Linked DNA regions of Homo sapiens: region 1 is linked to region 2. A link is a loop called in an ENCODE intact Hi-C map of the cell type or tissue named here. Cell type or tissue: endothelial cell of umbilical vein. All regions are shown on one strand. Links, peaks and the distances in the headings refer to the core of each region. The heading gives the core; the rest is flanking DNA.

Region 1 (10,505 bases), core at 1,770-9,769, 180 kb before region 2:
ACAAAAACATGACATCTACAAAGACTTTAACATAAAAATGTCCTTGGCTCGGGACTCACGGTAAAAGTGTAATAGCAAAACTAAATTAATTTCACGGTAATTTATCATCCCTAAAATTTAAAGTGGGAGGAGGTGAAGGGTCTTTCCATCGTGTGCCTTCTCCATGTCTTCCAACAAAATGAAAGGCTAAGATTTAGTAAAAGTAAACTAAAATGTGGCCTATCTGTGTAAACTTGGCATTCATTTGCTTTTTTCCCCCTAAGCCCACAGGTCGGTCCTTCTTGACATATTTGGCCAAGCTTACAGACGTTGAGCTCCAACAGCACTGACACTTTCAGAAGATTGGGTTTTTAGATTAAGCAACTGTGGCTGACAGTGAGGACCTTTCCAAAGCACCAGCCACCAGCTGGCATGGCTGCCCAGGGCAAGCGGGACCTTCCATAACCCGCTGGCCTGCAGTGCCCAGAAAGCTGGAGGCGCCCCATTCCCTCCCAAATCAGTCCCCTTTGCTCAGTCTGCCATGTGACAAGGAAGGGGCTGTGGGGCCCCATCTGTCCCAGCCATCACAGAACAGAGTAGGACTGCAGAGAAACAGGAAACAGATTGCAACCCTTGCATGGGTTTCTGACTTCGTATCAGCCCGTCCAAGATTCCCCTCATATTGCATTATATTATTTCATAGACTGACGTGCCAGGAAATTTTTCCTCTTTCTTTACCCCACCTTCCAGGAACGGCTGGAAAATCATCTTCAATCATTTCACCTGGAAGTCTCCCAAGAGGACATGAGTATCCTGTTAAGACATCCTTTTATGTTTTCAGTAGCTTTGCAGTTTTGTCTTTGGTATGTTTTTGCAGTATTGTGCTTTTCCTTCATTTTTTCCCCTGTGATTCATTAGTCTTTCTCCTGTTGTAGAGGGTTATAATTATATCCAAATTAATAGTCAAGAAAGCATTCACATTTAGGATAGCAGTTTTTCTACAGGAAATTAGGTTAGCTGCTTTCTTTCCCAGCAAAACCTCATTTTGTTGGGTTTTTAATTTTTTTCCCCGATTTCTGAAATAGCTTTATTGTTTTCATCTGTTTATATATTGAAATACATACTGTTTGGAACATCTTATGAAAATTCTGAAACATGGAAAGAGGTTAAGAAAGACTACCCATAACTTCACTTCACGGAGACAATTTCTTTTCTCATTTGAGCTAAATCATTCCGGTCCTCTTTAGGTAGCCAGAAATACAACTATCTATATGTGTGTAGATAGTTACACTCTCTTTTTAGAATACTCGGAGCTATACCCTCTTCTTAGAATAAATACTCAGAACTCCCTCAACCAATACCATCCTAACTTAGCCCAACTTTAACTTAAGGACCACAAACCACAAGTGGGCCTGTAGCACGGCTCAGCAACACAAATCCATCTCTCCAGTTGGCTCACTCTGCCACTCTCCAAAACTGGTGTTTCATGCCTTCTCCTTCAATCATCAACACCCTTTCCCTTCCTCATGTTTCAGTAGATGACCTTGTCTGTTTCACTGAGAAACAAGAAGCAGTAAAATGAGAACTGTCTCATCATCCAGCCATGAAATCAAAAACACCAGCCTCCCCGCCTCTGTTCCCACCCTGGCTCTCCTGGGGCTGTAAGCAGCCCCTACTCACACACTGCGCCCCATCTCTCCTCCCGCTCAGTGGCTCATCTCTTCATTCTCCCACTCATTGCTTTTTCTCTCAACTCCTTGCTTCCCAGCAGCATAAAAGCATGTTATACTCTCTCTCTTATTAAAAGCACTTCTTGGCAGGGGCAGTGGTTCACACCTATAATCCCAGCACTTTGAGAGGACGAGGTGGGCGGATCACTTAAGATCAGGAGTTTGAGATCAGCCTGGCCAACATGGAGAAACCTTGTCTCTATTAAAAATACAAACATTAGTGGGGAGTGGTGGTGCATGCCTGTAATTCCAGCTACTCGGGAGGCCAAGGCAGGAGAATTGCTTGAACCTGGGAGGTAGAGGTGGCAGTGAGCTGAGATCATGCCACTGCACTCCAGCCTGGATGACAGGGTGAGACTCCATCTCAAAAAAAAAAAAGCACTTCTTGTATCATGTCTGCCCCGTCTATAACCACGTTTCCCTGCTCCCCTTTATGGCAAAATTTCTCAAGAGTTAGATAGACTTACCATTTCTACTCTGTATTGACTCTGTTTTCTCATTTTCTAGATTCTTCATGCTCAAGCATTTGCGGGCCTTGATCCTGGAGAGACTGCCCCTTCCAGCACTAGAGATAATTCCTAGAGATAGCCAAGGACTCCCCTGCAAGCATGCCTTTAACATACAAACCAACCAATCCAGAGCCCAACCCACAACCATCTCCTTTATCAAATTCTCACACACCAAGCCAATATTCCCCATGTACTAAGTCACCCCAGGGCCAGGTACAGGACAACCAGAGATCTTTCCTATAGCCCAGAAACAGCTGGAATTATTCAGACCATCCAATCCTAGGCATACTCAGTGTCTCTACCTTGACTCGCTCAGGACTGGAGACAGACACTGGTCCCGGGGATGGGAGCCACCCCCAGTCCAGTAGTAGGAAGCTTATTCTTCTGTACACAGTGAAGCTGTCTCCTCTTCCATCACAACTCCCTGCTGGGGTCAGTGTCCTCTTCCAGGTCCCTCTGATGATGGTGTCTGCCATTGTTCTCTCTTTAAGCAGAGTGTTTCAGCTTTAGTATGGTCATTCTTCATTTGTTCTGTTTACAATATATTGCTAATCAATATAGATTAGAAACAGGCAAAATTTTTCTTTTGGAATTTCAAGTCAAAATTTATTTATTTATTTTGAGATGGAGTCTTGCTCTGTCACCCAGGCTGGAGTGCAGTGGTGTGATCTCTGCCTCCCGGATTCAAGTGATTCTTCTGCCTCAGCCTCCTGAGTAGCTGGGACTATAGGCATGCACCATCATGCCTGGCTAATTTTTATATTTTTAGTAGAGATGGGGGTTTCACCATGTTGCCCAGGCTGGTCTCGAACTCCAGACCTCAAGTGATCCAGCTGCCTTGGCCTCCCAAAGTGCTGGGATTATAGGCTGAGCCACCACACCCAGCATTCACATAGTTCTTTAGGCCTTTCCTATATCAGCACATGCTAAACAGCATGGAAGGAGGATGTCCGGCCTTGTGTTGCTGGCTTATATCTGAGACAGATGTTGTGCAAATAACTGTTAGCAATTCAGGTTTGATTTCATTGTCGAAGTGATTTGGGGTCTAAAAGTTTGGCACCATGGGATATGTGAGAAGTGTGTGTTAGGCACATTTCTTTTTTCTTTTTTCTTTTTTTTTTTTTGGAGACGGAGTCTCGCTCTGTCGCCCAGGCTGGAGTGTAGTGGTACGATCATGGCTCACTGCAACCTCCGCCTCCCGGGTTCAAGCCATTCTCCTGCCTCAGCCCCCCGAGTAGCTCAGATTACAGGCATGTGCCACCATGCCTGGCTAATTTTTTTTGTATTTTTAGTAGAGATGGGGTTTCACCATGTTGGCCAGGCTGGTCTCGAACTCCTGGGCTCAAGTGATCCGCCCACCTCGGCCTCCCAAAGTGCTGGGACTACAGGAGTGAGTACCACATTTCTATCTCTGCTTTGTGGTGGCTGCTCCATCAGATTAGTTAGGCTTCTTGGAAATAAAAGATTTGGGTGCATGGAATTATATAGAGAGGCTAATGAGGGTAGAAGGACAATGTACAGCATTTTAAAGACTTAAAAAGGAAGAGAAACTGTATTTTAAACTTGAGTTAGCAATATTATAAGCAAATTGGTTTTTTTTTTTAAAGAAACCTACAGTAGATTTTATTTAAAACTGAATATTTAACGGTTTATTGGGTAAGCCCAAAGGCTTGAAATTACACGTCTATGAATTTAGGCCTTGCGTTTTTGACACCTTGGATCCTATTCTCCTTCCTTTGCTATTTTTTAACTTACTGCAACAGATGAGGGGCTCTTAAACCATCTGTTAACCTTTCTTTCTCCTTTTCTTAACCGTGTAGAGTTGCTCAAGGCAAGAAGACCCGGTGCCAGCAAGACTGAAACAAAAAAGCAAAAGAGGTGAGCATGGAAGAGATCATTGGGTTTGACATTTCAACGCTTGGGCCTATTAATTTTTTATGCCCTGCTACTTGTATATCGTTAATAAAAATCTGACGAAAAACTTTTTAGGATGTATTTGTTGCTTTGGCTTTGATCTTAATGTTTGCAAACTAATACATTAATACATGTGAAGCCTTAAGGAGTTTTTCTAAGAGAATATTTCCATACATTATATTTTCATTTCCATTTTAGGTAGCTGAGCCTCTGTGGGGTTGCAGATGGTAGTGGCATTCGATTTTGGTGGGAAATGTATCTCTTTGCCTGCCGTTAAATGTTACTTCTCAGACAAAACGAAACCTTGTCATCAGTCTTTTACCTAAATTCACTTCTGCAAGAGCCCCACACCTCTAAGGTGGTGTTGTCATTTCAAATTCTTCATTCTAAAAAGATACGTGAAACTCCATTCAGTTATTTGCGATAGTAAAACCAGTCCCAGATCATCTAATAGCAGGGATTGCTGTCTAATTATTAAAATTTCACTTGGATTAGGCTACAGAGATCAGCTCAACTGAACATCATTATTTTTTTTTTTACCCCTTTTTAGGTGTCTGTTCCCTAGTAGCAACATCTGTGACTGAGTTGTGACAAACTCAAAAGTTAAGCCAACACACACGTGTCATCTTTTTATTTATATGTTACCTCTCTGCTCCCAAATATAAGACACAGTGATGGCATGAAAAAATGTTCACAAAAACCCTCTAAGCAACAAATGAGATTTGAGGATCTAATGAATACTTGCATTATATTCGAAAATTTACTTTATAAAATAAGTAGACATGAAACTTGAATGATTACTTATTATTTTATGCCTAGTGTTCCACTATTGGAACACCAAGCCTGTGGGAGTTATTTATATCCTACTGCTCAAGGTCAGCGCCAAGGTCTGATTTTTCACTTATGCAAAAATTCAAAAAATTGCAACCTCCAGCATAAATGGGTTAAAAATGATCACTAACCCAATTTTAAACAGTTCGTGGGTGAATAGACTATTACAATGACCCTCTCAGTTGCACATTACTTTAAAGTGACTGCGAAACTCATTGAATATTTACGATTTATGTTGAGTATAATACTACCTTCAATAGTTTTTGAATTTTTATCCTTGTAAGTAATGTTTGAAATGTCTGTCATTTTCTAATTTATGAGTAATTAATTATTCTGGTAAATGTTAAGTACCTTTTTTTACAGGAGAGTGTATGGAAAGAAAAAGTATACTACACAGAAAAGAAAAATTAATTCAGATTAACCATTAAAATAAACACTGATCAGCATGATGATTATTATGAAAATTTCTTTTACTATTGTTCCCCAAAAGATGGATGAAATTCTTATCAATATGGTTATTTTTTTAGATCCACTAGAGGGAGTAATGCTGTACAGATGTGTATTTTTTAATGAAAAAAATTTGTTTGTTACTGAGTTTGTAAATAAAATTTTGGTAACAGTATTATCAAAATTCACCAGCCATGGAGTTGAGTGTGGCTTTTTATTTATGACTTTTACTAGATGACAGAGGGGAGCTCTATACTTCCACGCATTTGTCCTATTTCTTTCTCTCTCTTCTAATGTAGTTCCTTAATTTTCTAATTCTGCGTATTGTCCTGAGGCAATATTGATATGCAAATAAGCTTTAGCATTCAAAAACTGAAGCTTTTGAGATTCTGACTTTCATTTCCTAGAGATTCTGTGTTTGGTACAGTAGCTCCACGACAGGGAATAAATGATTACAACTTCGTTTCCATCACAGCTTTTAAAAGCAAGCCTTCTTCTGACTCAGAACCTGCTCCCGGACCTCCCCGTGGTCTCCCTGGACTGGTGCTGTGACTCTGGGGGAACGCCAGGGAAGGAAGAGAGGAAAACCTTGTTATTGATGCTAAATGATACCCTCTCAAACAAGAGAGTTCTTCTCATCTTCTGTTTTCTATGAAGCAAGGATAATAAGAAGCTTCAAATTGGAACATGTTTTATTTTTCAAAACTTAAAGAGCTTAAAGTAATTTATACACACGCTTTTAAAAATTTTAAGAAGTACTGAAAGGCTTGCAGTGAAAAGCTCGTCTTCTGCTCCTCAGAGCGATCACTTTGTAAAATGAAATTTTTATTGAGGTAAAATTTACATATGGTGAAATACGTACACAGACTTTAAGTCTTCAAGCCAAGTGGTTTTGATAAAAATTGGTGCAGTGGTGTAACTACCGCCACGTTCAAGACACACATCATTTCTATCACCCCTGAAAATACCTTCACGCCCCTTGGCCATGCTATACAGGAAAGCAAAAGTAATTCACCATAATGACCATGAAAATGACCACTGAGTAGAAGAATTGTTATGGAAATATCTTTTACTATTGTTTTTAAAAGATGAAATAGTTATAAATATGGTTATATTTTGGATCCACTAGAGGGAGTAATAAAGTCCAATTGATCAATTTTTTATTTTATCTCGTGTTTTTGATATCATTCTTCAAGAAACCTAAGATCACTGATTTACTCATGCTTTCTTCTAAGAGTTTCACAGTTTTAGCTCTTACATTATAGTCCATGATCCATTTCAAGTTTAATTTTGTGTATGGTGTGAGGGAAGGGTCCACACATACTTTTACATGTGGCTGTACAATTGTCCCAGCAACATTCGTTGAAAAGATTATTCTTTCCCCCATTGGATTGTTTGGGTACCCTTGTTGAAAAGCAATTGATAATGACTGTAAAGGGTTATTTCTGGACTCTGAATTCTCTTCCATTGATCTAAATGTCTCTCCTTATGTCAGCACCACACTGTCTTGAGTATAGGAGTTTTGTATTAAGCTTTGAAATCAGGGTGAATAAGTCCTCCAACTTTGTTTTTCATTTCCAGATTGTTTTTGCTATTCTGTGGATTTTGCATTTCTATATGAACTTTAGATCAGTTTGTCAATTTCTACAAAAATATCCAACTGAGGTTTTAATAAGGATTGCATTGAGTCTTAGATCAATTTGTGGAGAATTGTCATCCTAATAATACCAAGTCTTCCAGCCTTTGAAAATGTAATGTCTCTCTCCATTTATTTAGATCTTCTTAATTTCTTTCAACAAAGTTTTGTAGTTTTCAGAGTGTAAGCTTTGCACTTCTTTTGTTAAATTTGTCCCTAAATATTTTATTCTTTTTGATTCCATATTGTGAATGGAACTGCTTTCTTAATTTCATTTTAGATTGCCATTGTTAACGTATAGACATACAATTGATTTCTCTATGTTGATTTATCCTGCCGCCTTGCTGAATTCATTTATTAGTCATTTTTTAAAAATAGATTTTTTAAAGGATTTTCTGTATATGAGATTATGTTGTCTGAAAATAAAGATAGTTCTATTTCAGACTTTCGAGTCTGGGTGTCTTGTGTTTCTTTTGCTTGCCTAACTTCCCTGGCCAGAACCTCCAGTACAACATTGAAGAGAAGTTATAAAAGTAGGCATCTTTGTCTTGTTGGCAATCTTTTGCTTAGCCGAGGTTTAAAATTTTGATGAAGTTCAACTTCCAATTTTTTTTCTCTTACAGTTAGTGTTTTTTGTGTTCTAAGAAATCTTTGCCTACTTCAAGATTATGAAAAATTTTTATATGTTATGTGATTTATCTTATAAGTTTAGGTCTATGATACATTTCAAATTAATTTTTGCATATGTGTGAGGAACTAAGTGAGGTTCTCTTTAAAAATCCATAACCGGCTGGGTGCAGTGGCTCATGCCTGTAATCCCAGCACTTTGGGAGGCTGAGGTTGGTGGATCACCTGAGATCAGGTGTTGGAGACCAGCCTGGCCAACATGGTGAAACCCCATCTCTACTGAAAAATACAAAAGTTAGCCAGGCGTGGCGGGCGCCTGTAGTCCCAGCTACTCCGGAAGCTGAGGCAGGGAGAATTGCTTGAACCCGGGAGGTGGAGGTTGCAGTGAGCCGAAATTGAGCCACTGTACTCTAGCCTGAGCCACAGAGCAAGAGTCTGTCTTAAAAAAAAAAAAAATCCATAACCATATTTATATATAAAAAGACATGTAGATATAGAAATCCAGTTGTTTCTTATCATTTATTGAAAAGATTATTCTTTACTTCATTGAATAACATTTGCATCTTTATTGAAAAATGAACTTATACTTACCAGGGCTACAAATATATAAAAGTTATGCTGGCCTCATAAAGTGAGTTTGAAAGCATTCTTTCCTTCTCCATTTTCTGAAAAGGTTTCTATAAAATTGGTATTATTTTTTCCTTTAAAGTTATTGATAAAATTTACCAGTGAAATAACATGGGCCTGGAGTTGTTTTGTGGGAAGATTTTTGATTATGAGCTCAATTTCCTTTATAGATAGAAGTCAATTCAGATTTTCCATTTCTTCTTAAATGTCCTTTGGTAAATTGTGTTTTTCAAGAAATTTAACCACTACTTAATTGTCCTTTTACTTAATTGGGCTGGAGCCATCTTCCCATCTCAGCCTCCGAAGTAGCTGGGACTACAGGCATGGGCCACCATGACAAGCTAATTTAACTTTTTTTTTTTTTTTAATAAGAAATGATGTCTCACTATATTGCCCAGGCTGGTCTTAAACTCCTGGGCTCAAGCAATCCTCCTACCTCAGCCTCCGGAAGTGCTGGGATTACAGGCATGTGCCACCATACCTGACCTTTCTCTTTCATTTCTGATGTTGGTAATTTGTGTCTTCTCTCTTTTTTTCTTGATTAGTCCTACTTATTTTTATCAATTTATTAATCACTTCAGGGAACTACATTTTGGATTTGTTATTTTTTTCTTTTTGTCTGTTTTGTATTTGTTTTTCTTTAACTGGCTTCTTAAAATATTAACTTTAAATGTTGATTTTAATTCGTTCTTTCCTAACATAGACATTTACATTGTAAATTGCTCTCTAAGCACAGCTTTAACTATGTTTTCTAACTTTGTGTGTTGTTTGAATTATCACTCACTTTTAAATACTTTATAATTTCCATTGTGTTTATTCTTTGAGCTGTAGTTTGTTTGGAAGTACCCTGTTTAAACATTTGGAGATTTCCTAGATATCTTACAATTATTGACGTAATTGTAAGACGTAATTGTATATTGTGTGGTAAGACCATCCTCTCTTTTGACATTCATTGAGACTTATTTTAAGGCCCAGCATATGGTCCTATCTTGGTGAATGTTGCACATGAATTTGAAAACAGTGTACATTCTGAATTTGGTAAGAATGGTGGTCAGTAAATGTTAATTAGATAAAATTATTTGATAGTGTTCTTTAGATTTTCAGTTTATGTGTTCTATCAGTTACTGAGAGAAGGGTGTTAATATAGCCAACTGTGATTGTGAGAGGCTGTTGACTTGACCCTTTACTTCTTTTCTCAAGATTTTTTTTAGTTTTCAATTTTTGTGGGTTTATGGTAGGTGTGTATATTTATGGGGTACATGAGATGTTTTGATACAGGCAAGCACTACGTAATAATCATATCACGGAGAATGAGTGATATGGTTTGGCTGTGTCCCCACCCAAATCTCATCTTGAATTGTAGCTCCCATAATTCCCATGTGTTGTGGGAGGCACCCGGTGGGAGATAATTGAATCATGGGGGCGGTTTCCTCATGGGGAGGGGTAGTGAATAAGTCTCACGAGATCTGATGGTTTCATAAGGGGAAACCCCTTTTGCTTGGCTCTCATTCTCTCTTGCCTGCAGCCATGTAAGATGTGCCTTTCACCTTCCACCATGACTGTGAGGCCTCCCCAGCCACATGGAACTCTTAGTCCATCAAATCTCTTTTTCTTTACAAATTACCCAGTCTTGGGTATGTCTTTATCAGCTGTGTAAAAATGGACTCATACAATGAGGTATCCATCTTCTCAGCATTTATTTTTTGTGTTACAAACAATCCAGTTACACTCTTTTGGTTATTTTAAAATGTACAAACAAGTTATTATTGACTATAGTCATCCTGTTGTGCTAACAAATCATAGGTCTTATTCCTTCTTTCTATTTCTTTTTTTATACCTACTAACCATCCCCACTTCCTTCCCACTCTGCCCCACTACGTTCCCAGCCTCTGGTAACCAACCTTTTACATTGTGTCCATGAGTTCAATTGTTTTGATTTTTAGCTCCCACAAATAAATGAAAATATGTGATGTTTGTCTTTATGTTACTGGTGGAAGGTATCTGAATCACACAGCACCAAAATATGTTACCGGTGGTGAATCCATATCCGTGAGGTTCTGCAGCAACCTCAGTTCTTGCCTCCTCAGAAGAAAGAATTTGAGGAGCATAAGGCAGAAGGAGAGACCAAGGCAAATTTTGGAGCAGGAGTGAAAGTTTATTAAAAGCTTTCAAACAGGAATGAAAGGAAGAGAAGTACTTGGCTAC
Region 2 (10,505 bases), core at 1,227-9,226:
TATAAATTCAGAGTCAGGAATGGCCGGGCACGGTGGCTCATGCCTGTAATCCCAGCACTTTAGGACGCTGAGGCAGGCAGATCACTTGAGGCCAGGAGTTCAAGACCAACCTGGCCAACATGGTGAAACCCTGTCTGTACTAAAAATACAAAAATTAGCTGGGTGTGGTGGCGCATGCCTGTAATCCCAGCTACTCGGGAGGCTGAGGCAGGAGAATCGCTTGAACCCAGGAGGTGGAGGCTGCAGTGAGCCAAGATGGCACCACTGCACTCCAGCCTGGGTGATAGAGTGAGACTTGGTCTAAAAGAAAAAAAAAGGAATGTTGGTGATGCCAACCCACCACAGATTGTCCACCCGGATGGCTGAGATAGGGACACCTTTGCTTTCTGCTGCTCCATGTGCACAAACTTTGTTTCATGCACAAAATTATTTAGACTATTCTATATGATTACCTTCCAGCTGTGTGTATAAGATGTATATAAAAGAGATAAATTTTGTGTTTAGACTTGGGTCCTATCCCCAAGAAATCTCATTACATATAAATTTACAAATATTCCAAAATTTAAAAAAAGCAAAATCCAAAACACTTCTGGTCCCGAGCATTTCCAGATGAGGGATACTCAACCTGTATTTACAAAGGTGAGGGCAGGGTATATAGAAATCAGGGGTAATGAGTCCTCTCAGGGGTAGTATAGCCAACCATAGTTACCATCCCTAGGCTGGAAGGGGAGAATGGAGAGGTATTCTCAGAGCCAGGTGGGCTGTGTGAGAAAAGCCTCTGGCAGGGGCTGAAGTCTTTGTTATTTATTTATTTTATGTTCTTTTTTTTTTTTTTTTTTTTAGAACCAGGGTCTCGCTCTGTTGCCCAGGCAGTGGGCATGCAGTGGCATGATCATAGCTCACTGCAGCATCAAACTCCTGGGCTCAAGGGATCCTCCTGCCTCAGCCTCCCAAGTAGCTGGGACTACAGGTATATGTCACCATACCCGTTAAGAAATATTTCTTTATTTTTTTTTAAATAGAGACAGGTTCTTGCTATATTGCCCATGATGGTCTCCAACTTCTGGACTCAAGCAATCCTTCCACCTTGGCCTCCCAAAGTGCTGGGATTACAGGCAATAAGCCACTGGGCCTGGCCCAGGGCTGAGGTCTTTAGATGAGTGATGAGAGAGGCTGACTTGCCTTCTGCCCTCCAGTCTCCTGAAGATGCTTCCCATCAGCCATGCCCAACAGGAAGCCAGAGGGTAAGGGAGCCCCTTCACACTGTTCACAATGTCAGCTTCCAGGCCCAGGGCAGGGGGCAGGGTAAATGGGAGATGTCCAGCATACTGTCCAAAATAGCAACACACACACTCCTATTCCCCTTCCTTGCTTTATTTTTAGCACTATTTAACCTATGACACATTTTACTTATTTTTGTTATTGGGTTTTTGTTGTTTATTTTTTGTTTTTCTTTTTTGAGACAGGGTCTTGCTCTGTCACCCAGGCTGGAGTTCAGTGGCGTGATCATAGCTCACTGCAGCTTCAACAGCCTCAAGCAATCCTCTCACTTCAGCCTCTGGATTAGCTGAGACCACAGGTGCATGCCACCACACCTGGCAAATTTTTTTTTTTTTTTTTTTTTTTTTGGAGAGATGAGGTTTCCCTATGTTGCCCAGGCTGGTCTCAAACTCCTGGGCTCAAGCGATCCTCCCACCTGGGCCTCTCAAAGTGCTGGGATTATAGGTGTGACCCACCGCACCCAGCCTTACTTTTGTTTCTTGTCCATCTCTCTTCACTGGAGTGTAAGCTCCACAAGATTGGGGCTTTTCTGTATTCATTCACTACTATATCCTAGTGCCTGAAAGAGGGCATGTGTTCAATAACAATTGTTTGAGTAGATAAAGTTGCTACCTAGATGTGGCAGGCAGAATAATGCCACCAAATATGTCCACATCCTAAACCTGGGATCTGTGAGTATCTTAGGTTATGTGGCAAAGGGGTTTAAGATTGCCAATGGAATTAAGGTGAATTAGTAGACCTTAAAATAGGGAGATTATCTGCAGGGTGGAGGGTGGGCAATGGAATCACTAGAGTCCAGAAAAACAAGGGTGAGGGGATCTAAAGATGCTACACTTCTGGTTTTGGGGATGAAGGAAGGGACCACAAGCTACAGAATGAAGGCAGCCTCTAGAAGCTGGAAAGGACAAGGAAAGATTCTCCCCTAGAGCTCCAGAAAGGAGAGCAGCTCTGTTGACACCTTGATTTTAGCCCAGTGTGACCCATGTCAGACTTCTGACATCTGGAACTGTAAGATGAAAATATATCATCTTAAAATCAGTGTTGGGCTAGGCATGGTGGCTCACACCTGTTATCCCAGCACTTTGAGAGGCCAAGGTGGGAGGATCGCTTGAGTCCAGGAGTTCAAGACCAGCCTGGGCATCATAGGGAGACCTGTCTCTACAAAAAGAAAAAGAAAAAAAAATAGTATTTTTCTAAGCCACATTAGTGGTAACTTGTCATAGCCACAAGAGGAAACCAATACACTGATCTCTGTTCTTAATCCAGGAGCACAGGCTCTGGAGCCAGTTGAGGCTGCTTTTTGGCTCTTCCTTAGGGAGAGAGCTTGCACCTTCTTTTTCTGTGTAAATGAAACTATTAAATATTGTTTCTTCCTGGGGAGGGTGGGAAGTGGGTGGTGTTAGATGTCAGGGTTTGGAGAGCTGGTGATTCATGGGACACTCACGACTCAGAGCCTGGCCTCCAGTAACCAGGCTGATTGTAGACACTCAGTAGATATTTGTGGAAGGATAAATGTATTTCATCAACTGATGTTCCATAATCGATTTCATCTCTCCTGGTTTTAGGACACTAAGGGGCCCCCTTCCTTTCTTTGCCAATAGTAAATACAATTTGAGAATCTGTGCATACAGGGGTGCTTTTGTTTTTGTTTTGAAATTAGTTTTCTGGCTGGGTGCCGTGGTTCACACCTGTAATCTCAGCACTTTGGGAAGCCAAGGAGGGTAGATCACTTGAGGTCAGGAGTTCAAGACCAGCCTGTCCAACATGGTGAAACCCCATCTGTACTAAAAACACAAAAATTCATGCTCACTTCAGCAGCACATATACTAAAAACACAAAAATTAACTAGGCGTGGTTGTGGGCGCCTGTAATCCCAGCTACTCGGGAGGCTGAGGCAGGAGAATCACTTGAACCTGGGAGGTGGAGGTTGCAGTGAGCCAAGATCACACCAATGCACTCCAGCCTGGGTGGCAGAGCAAGACTCCATCTCAAAAATAAATAAATAAATAAATAAATAAATAAATAAATAAATAAATAAAATAATTAGTCTTCTATTTCTTCAAAGCAAGAGCCTCGCCAGGCTGCAAGGCTGGTGCTCTCCACACATGTAGTGTGTATGGTAGTCAGCTGCCTTCTGTGCAGGGCTGCTCACTCACCCGGCAGCTGGGCACTCCTTGGCACAGGAGCCCCCCACGTGGCTAGCCAGGCTGGGGCTGGAAGGTGGGAGTGGAGAGGAGGCAAACTAGAGGCTGTGTGGGAAGGTGCTTTGATGAATTCCCTCCCTGGGCTGGGCTTCTACACGGGTTCCTCCACCTGGGCATGGGAACTGGGGGAGGCTAAAGGGAGGGAGAAGGAGGAGTGCCAGTGGTGGTGCCGGAAGCCTCTCCCTGATGCAAGAGAAGCCTTGAGGCCAGTTCAGCAACTCAGAGCGGTGCTGGCCAGGGCGAGAGCATCGAAACCTCCCTCCCTCCCTCCTGATGCGCGTTCAGGATCTGCAGTCCGGAGGCTGCACACCACAACCTATGCAGGGCAGTGTGGGTTTCCCCAGACGTCTGGGGAGGTGGGAGAGCCTGGGCCTTGAGAGGGCAGGGAACTGAGGAAGCAAAAAAGCAGCTGCAGCCTTCTGCAGCCCGCTCTCCAGGTGGCACCCAAGCCCACCTCTGTGCTCCTGGGAGCTTGGTGCCCCTAAAACCCTCAAGGTTGCAACTCAGAGAGGATTGGGAAGCAAAGCCAGCAGGAGAACAAAGGATGCTTTGCCGGAAAGGGAGGCACCTTCCACGAAGGCCTCCGGGGCCTGGGGAAGTGACTCACTGGGCCCGGGGATGGACCCACCCATGGGGGCTCCGCGGGCCCACAATAGACCCATAGGATAGGAAAGGCACTGTCAGCCTCCGGCCTCTGGCGGGCGCCTCCCAGCCCACCCCCGCGAGATCTGGTCTGCGTCCAGCCCGGGGCCCCTGGGGATAGGCCCTGTTCTCGTTAGGCTCTGCCAGTCGGGACCGCCACCGCCGCTGCTGCCACCTGGGGCTGTGGGCGCGGCCCCTTCCGCCAGCCCTCCCTCCCCTTGGCCCTGCGGGGACCCGGGCTCCCCAGTTCTCGGCAGAGCCACACTACTCCTCTGCCAGAGCGAGGCCATCGATGTCACCCGAAGGTGGCGTCAGGCTCTGTCCCGAGGCTCCCCGGAGGCCTGTGATGGGGACTTGGAGAGAGCCCTCGTTGCGAGCCCCGGCTTCCCGGGCAGTTGCACAACCTCCCCCAATTATGCTCCGTGCAGTGTGTGGCAACCGGGCGAGAATTCCAGGGCCTTGTACCTACTCGTACCAATCTGCCTTCCCGCTGTTTGGCTGCAGGGCCAGGCGTGGCTCTGTGGGCCCGGGGAAATGGGGGTGTGTCCGCGTCCAGGAGGGCGTGGCCCGCGTCAGCCCCGGGAGCAGCAGCCCGGCCCTGCTGGTGCAATCGGCTCGCCCCAAACCGCAGCTTCCTCGGGGGCCCTGAACCGGGTCCAGGACACAGAAAAGGGAGCTCTGGTGACATCCTAGACACGGGCTTTGAGCAGCAGGCCTGGCCCAGCTACGGCTGGTGACGCCGTCCAGCCAGGGATGCGCGGCCTGGGTTCTCCCGCGGGCAGGACGGGAGGCCTCCCGGGCCCCAGCGTGGCTTGGGCGTCCCTGCCCCTCCCAGGCTCTGCTTTTTAAGACTTTGGCCTGGTTTGTGATTTCTGTGTTAAGAAGGATCCTAGGAGGAGGCCCTGAAGACCTAGCTCTTATTCCACGGCCATGGCTCCGGGTCCAGGAACAGCATTGTCCTGTGGGGCCTGGGCGCTGTCGGGACTGGCTGTTCTGTGTAATGGAAATAAAGACAAAACCCCAAATGCAGCTGACCCCTAACCCCTCTCCTTTGTGTGTCCCCGGGAGTGTGCCTGCCTCTTTCTCTGGGTCTCTCATTAGAATTTCACAGAAGCTTCCTTTGCTATGGAGACGCTAGTCTTGAGGCCTGAGAGGTGGTTCTCTCTACATGCAAATCAATGCATTTGGGGTAATCCATGTTCAGTGTCATGACGAAGTGGAAAACTGCAATGTGGTCTCTCTTCCTGTTAAATTTACAGAGCTTCAAGTACACAATTGAAAGTAAACAATTCCTGGCTGGGCGCAATGGCTCACACCTGTAATCCCAGCATTTTGGGAGGCCAAGGTGGGAGGATCACTTGAGGCCAGGAGTTCAAGACCAGCCTGGCCAACAAAGCAAAACCCCGCCTCTACTAAAAATACAGTAATTAGCTGGGCGTGGTGGTGCACACCTGTAATCCCAGCTACTCGGGAGACTGAGGCACAAGAATCGCTTGAACCCAGGAGGCAGAGGTTGCAGTAAGCCAAGACTGCACCACTGCACTCCAGCCTGGGCAACGGAGTGAGACCCTGTCTCACAAAAAAAAAAAAAAAGGAGAAGAAAAAAAGTGAACAATTCCTGTGCATAAACAAATGTCTGCTCCAAGCCTCATGAGCTATCTTGCCCTCCCAAGCACCTGCAGTGCTTGGCATATGCTGGCCACCAATAAGTGGTGCTCTTGGGTGGTTGTGAAGATAAGGATCTTTGCAGGGAAGCAGGGACCCTTTAAAAATCAACATCCAAAGCCTCAACAGATACATCAGCGCCCCTTTCCAAATCATGACTTTTCCTCAAAAAGCAAAAACTCTACTCAACATATCCTTCCACTGGGGGTGGAGATAAAAACACAGAAAGTTCTCTTTCCCTGAGGGTAAACAGCTACCAACAGTCAGTCATGCCTGGATGCACAACCTCAGGGGTGGGCCCCTCCTGGATGCACAACCTCAGGGGTGGGCCCCTCCCCAGGAACGAGCCCCCAACTCTGCCTGCAGTTCCTAGGTCTGCAGAGGTCACCATGGGCCTGGCAGGGCTCTGCTTGTCTAGCTTTGGGGCTTGCAGGAAGAGAGCTCCTGAACCAGATCCAGGGATTAGCCTGGGATGTGGCGGGGTAGGCTTCTCTGGGGCTGGGGTTTCCCTTCCAATGAAAGCTCACAGAGAAATGTCCCTGGGCTTACAGAGGCCATGGCTGCGAGAACTCGCTGGTTGTGAGATCCAGAAAGAGCAGAGACGCGCTCTTCTTTTCTGACTTTCAACCTTCCCTGGGGTTGTGTTCCATTTGGGTCACCTTAGAAAACTCTGGTGCTTCTAAGAGAACATCAGCGCTAGTCTTGGTGCTGGCAGGAAGCTGCCCTTAGCTGTCACCAACACTTTTTTCTTTCTGTTAGTCCACAAAGCATTACCTTACCTCACCGGTCCTCCAGAGAACATCGGGGCTGCCTAGAATGTGGTGACAGGAGTGAACTCTTAATGGAAAGGGGTTCTGGAGGGAATGTTTCTGTGCCTCTCTGCCCTAGTTGGTGAATTTAGCAGTTTAACCTAAATACAGTTGTTCCTGGATAGACCTTCCTCCAAGCAGGTGCTCTAGACCATCTTTTGTCTCGGGCTTTATGTTGGACGTTAGAGCTTTATCTTTGTGATGCCTTTGTAGGTTTCTCTGGATACTGACAAGAAACTTCATTTGATCTAATGAGAAACTTCTCACTAATAAAGGCAGGAGCTGCTTTTGACACATATGCATTAATATCATCTTTCTATTCTTACCATTTTTTTTTCCTGTTTTTGAGAAGGAGTCTCACTCTGTCACCCAGGCTGGAGTGCAGTGGTGAGACTTCGGCTCACTGCAACCTCTGCCTCCCAGGTTCAAGCGATTCTCCTGCCTCAGGCTCCCGAGTAGCTGGAACTACAGGCACGCACCGCCATGCCTGGCTAATTTTTGTATTTTTAGTAGAGACAGGGTTTCACCATGTTGGCCAGGCTGGTCTCGAACTCCTGACCTAAAATGATCCACCCACCTTGGCCTCCCAAAGTGCTGGGATTACAGGTGTGTGCCACTGCACCTGACCCTTTTCTTACCATTCATTCTAAGCAAATCCATTTGTAGAAAATTTTAAAATTTGTGGCAGTTAACGATGTGGGCTTTTACCCTATACAGTGACCCAGACTCTTCAGTGCAGGTAACTCCACATCAAATCTTCCATCAGAGATAAGACAGCTGCCAGCCCCTGATCTCCAGGTGAGGGCAAGCCCTCTCTCTACAAGGAAACTCCTCCTTTGGGCGGGGTTGGGGTGAGCAAAGAGAGCCACCCACATTCTCATCACACATGTGACAAGACCAATATTACTTGGCTGACTTGAGCCTTGTGGCTAAACACATTGCCTACCCCCCTTGAGATGGCCATCAACCTGTGACATCCTACTTCCTACAACAGCTACATCAGCCCAGATGTCAGACTCCATCCAGGCCAGCGGCTGCCTTCTCTGGCCATCAGTTGTCCCTCTAGCTCTGTCTAGACCTCCCTATTGTTTTGAACTGAGGCAGATTTCCTGCCTCCAACTGAATATCCCCTGGCAGTTTCCCATTTTTGTATTTTCCACCTTGTCATCTACTTAGGAGAAATTGAGTATCTTCCAGGGCCAATGCAGCCATTTTCCTGTCTCTGGAGAATCAGGAGGGAAGGCAGGGCTTGATGGGATGGGGCCATCTTGGCAGACAGCATTGCCTCGAGAACATGGGTTGGCCTCTAGGGAGGGGAAGTGGGCAGGCTCTGCTAGGCTTAGTCAAGTTAAATATTATCTTGGTCAGTGGCTCAATGGATATAGTTTCCCCATTTCTCACATCTGTGCTTCCCTTTTTTTTTAATTAATTATTTTTTTATTTTAAGATGGAGCCTCGCTCTGTCGCCAGGCTAGAGTGCAGTGGTGCGATCTCGGCTCACTGCGACTTCTGCCTCCCGGGTTCAAGCGATTCTCGTGCCCCAGCCTCCCGAGTAGCTGGGACTACAGGCACATGCCAGCACACCCAGCTAATCCTTTTTTTTTTGTATTTTTAGTAGAGACGGGGTTTTGCCATGTTGGCCAGGCTGGTCTTGAACTCATGACCTCAGGGGATCCACCCACCTTGGCCCCAAAGTGCTGGCATTACAGGTGTGAGCCACCACACCCAGCCATGCTTTCTCTTTTTAATTTTATTTATTTTGAGACGGGGCTTGCTCTGTTGTCTAGGCTGGAGTGCAGTGGTGTGAACATGGCTCACTGCAGCCTCAACCTCCTGAACTCAAGTGATCCTCCCACCTCAGCCTCCTGAGTAGCTGGGACTATAGGCACATGCCACCATGAGTGGCTTATTTTTAAATTCTTTTGTAGAGATGGGGTCTCACCAAATTGCCCAGGCTCGTTTTGAACTCCTGTGCTGGAGCAATCCACCCGCCTCAGCCTCCCAAAGTGTTGGGATTACAGGCATGAGTCACTGTGACCCGCCCACTTTCCTTCTTTTGAATGTTAGTGGTTTGGTCCACAGATATACATGTATGCAACACCAACGTAGTGCAACATGCTCATCACAGCCTGAACACTTGAGTCCAGGCTTGGGGGTCTGGAGAGGTAAAGGGAGGCCATGCCTGCACCATTTTCCCCGCCAGATCTGCCAACAGCATGTGCACTGAGCGCCTAGAGACAACGCTGCTGCTCTCTGGTCAGTCCTCAAATCAGGAAGCTTTGGGATTTGGGACTTGGGATGTTAAGGTCCTACTCAGTAGCCACACCAGGTCCCAAGTGTGGGGAGTGGTGGTTCCCGAGGACCAATGCTGGAGTACCTGATTGTGGCTGCTTCCGTGAATTACAAACCAAGGGCTAGAGCTGTAATTTATAAAATATCCTTTATTTATTCTAAGGAACAGTCAAGCAGTAGCTTTAAAAAAAAAAAAAAAAAAGACACATTTTTTGAAAGATATTCTTAGTGTTGTGACCTGGCATTGGGCCCCTGTGAGCGGGACGGTGGCTGAGACCGCCTGCTGTGGCTTTGCGAGTTCTCTGCACTCACTGGCAGGGGTTTGGTGGGAAACGGGGAAGCTTTGGCATGGTTCTGTCCAGTTGCTTATAATCAAGAATAATGAGTTTTGAGGTTTACAAAGAGCAGAAGTAACATTTATACGGCTGGCATTTGACAAAAGATTGCTGATAATATACTCATTCCAGGAAGTGTAAAAATGCTTTAAAGGAATGATAATTTGTACTTACTGTTTATGGGGACTAGATATATTAGAATTATAGCATCATTATGGGGACATAGTGTTTCCCTATAAATTCAGAAATTCTCTGGTTGATGTAAAATCATACTTCCTGGTTTTACTTAATTAGTAAAGAAATAAATAAATTAGAGTAACATTTAGTCAGGTAGAGTTACTCCTTTTTCCCCTTCTTTATTAATAAATTTTATTTTTAGCACAATCATTTACCCAAAAAGAGAGTTTGAGAATGTTCGAGAATCTCTACCACTCGGTAACCATGCTGGCTGTTATATCAGAAAAATCCATAAACATACACAGCAGCGAGCTGTTTTCACAAGACTTCCTGCTAATAAACACAACACTTTCTCCTCCACTCAGATGGGAGCCTCAGATGCCAAAACGCAGATGTGCCAACTAACTATAGGCTCGTTGCTAAGCAGAGAAACCTATCAAGTTTGTCCAGCAAATTCGATTGTACAGTGGGATGGCGTCTGCTCTGCGGCCTTGGACAGGGAGCCACTGGTCTGTGCTGCTGTCCCCTGAGGCAGGTCGAAGCTGGTGGCCCTTAGAGGGCAGGTAAAATGGTTCTCATGGGTTAGAACATAAGGGCTTTGAGAAAAAATGCAAAAGGTCTCATTGAAATTGGAGGCCTATGTGAATCTGTTTACATGGAGGCATACTGAGATCTCGTTCTGTGCTTAGGTGAACTGCAGGTCTCACGCTGGCTGCATGACTTGGTGCCCCCTGGCTGGCTGAGCCACTGCCTGCCACCTTCTCATACCATTACGTGGGGGTCTAAAGAGGACATCATCCCCAACCAAAGAATAGTGAGAGAGAAAATCCCAAACATTTGAGACAGGGTTCAAAAGCACCCAGACGCCTTCTGTCTCTTTCCCAGTTCCCATCTGGCTAGGGACTGTGAATCAGAATTCAGAATCTGTGCTGCCCTGAGGGGACAGGCACCCAAATGCAATAAATAACACCAAGCTCAGGACCCAGCCACTGACCTTCCTCCACCACTGCTGCGGGTTATTCCTCGATGGGAACTGAAGGATCCAAGGGAGGAATCCGTTCCGCCCCCAAACCTCCCTGCACAACATCGAATGCGGGAGT

What was found. Hi-C counts contacts between places; a loop is a spot of excess contacts. Peaks named below come from ENCODE experiments on the same cell type or tissue, not always from the same donor. Only the 100,000 strongest peaks of a DNase experiment are listed, where the experiment ranks them.
Region 1: it touches region 2 in a loop (7-fold over the local background); 2 of 110 quality-filtered maps call a loop at or near these places.

What each region holds. Positions count from the first base shown.
Region 1 is chr19:33,993,932-34,004,436 of GRCh38, reverse strand. LOC105372371 (a long non-coding RNA gene) reads left to right here. Exons shown (of 3, transcript XR_935921.3): 2 at 730-842; 3 at 4,039-4,199. Among named protein-coding and RNA genes, the nearest start is that of SUNO1, 94 kb to the right of the region's middle. RefSeq lists an enhancer at 428-929. In endothelial cell of umbilical vein, for the core only: a CTCF peak has its summit at 5,487 (motif pointing right); no DNase peak of the experiment used is centred there; H3K27me3 peaks cover 140 bases.
Region 2 is chr19:33,814,281-33,824,785 of GRCh38, reverse strand. It overlaps KCTD15 (potassium channel tetramerization domain containing 15), which reads right to left. Exons shown (of 7, transcript NM_001129994.2): 7 at 9,025-10,505. Among named protein-coding and RNA genes, the nearest start is that of KCTD15, 23 kb to the right of the region's middle. RefSeq lists enhancers at 3,458-4,452, 4,331-4,530. In endothelial cell of umbilical vein, for the core only: no CTCF peak of the experiment used is centred there; DNase peaks (open chromatin) are centred at 4,045 and 4,595; H3K4me3 peaks cover 975 bases; H3K27ac peaks cover 1,780 bases.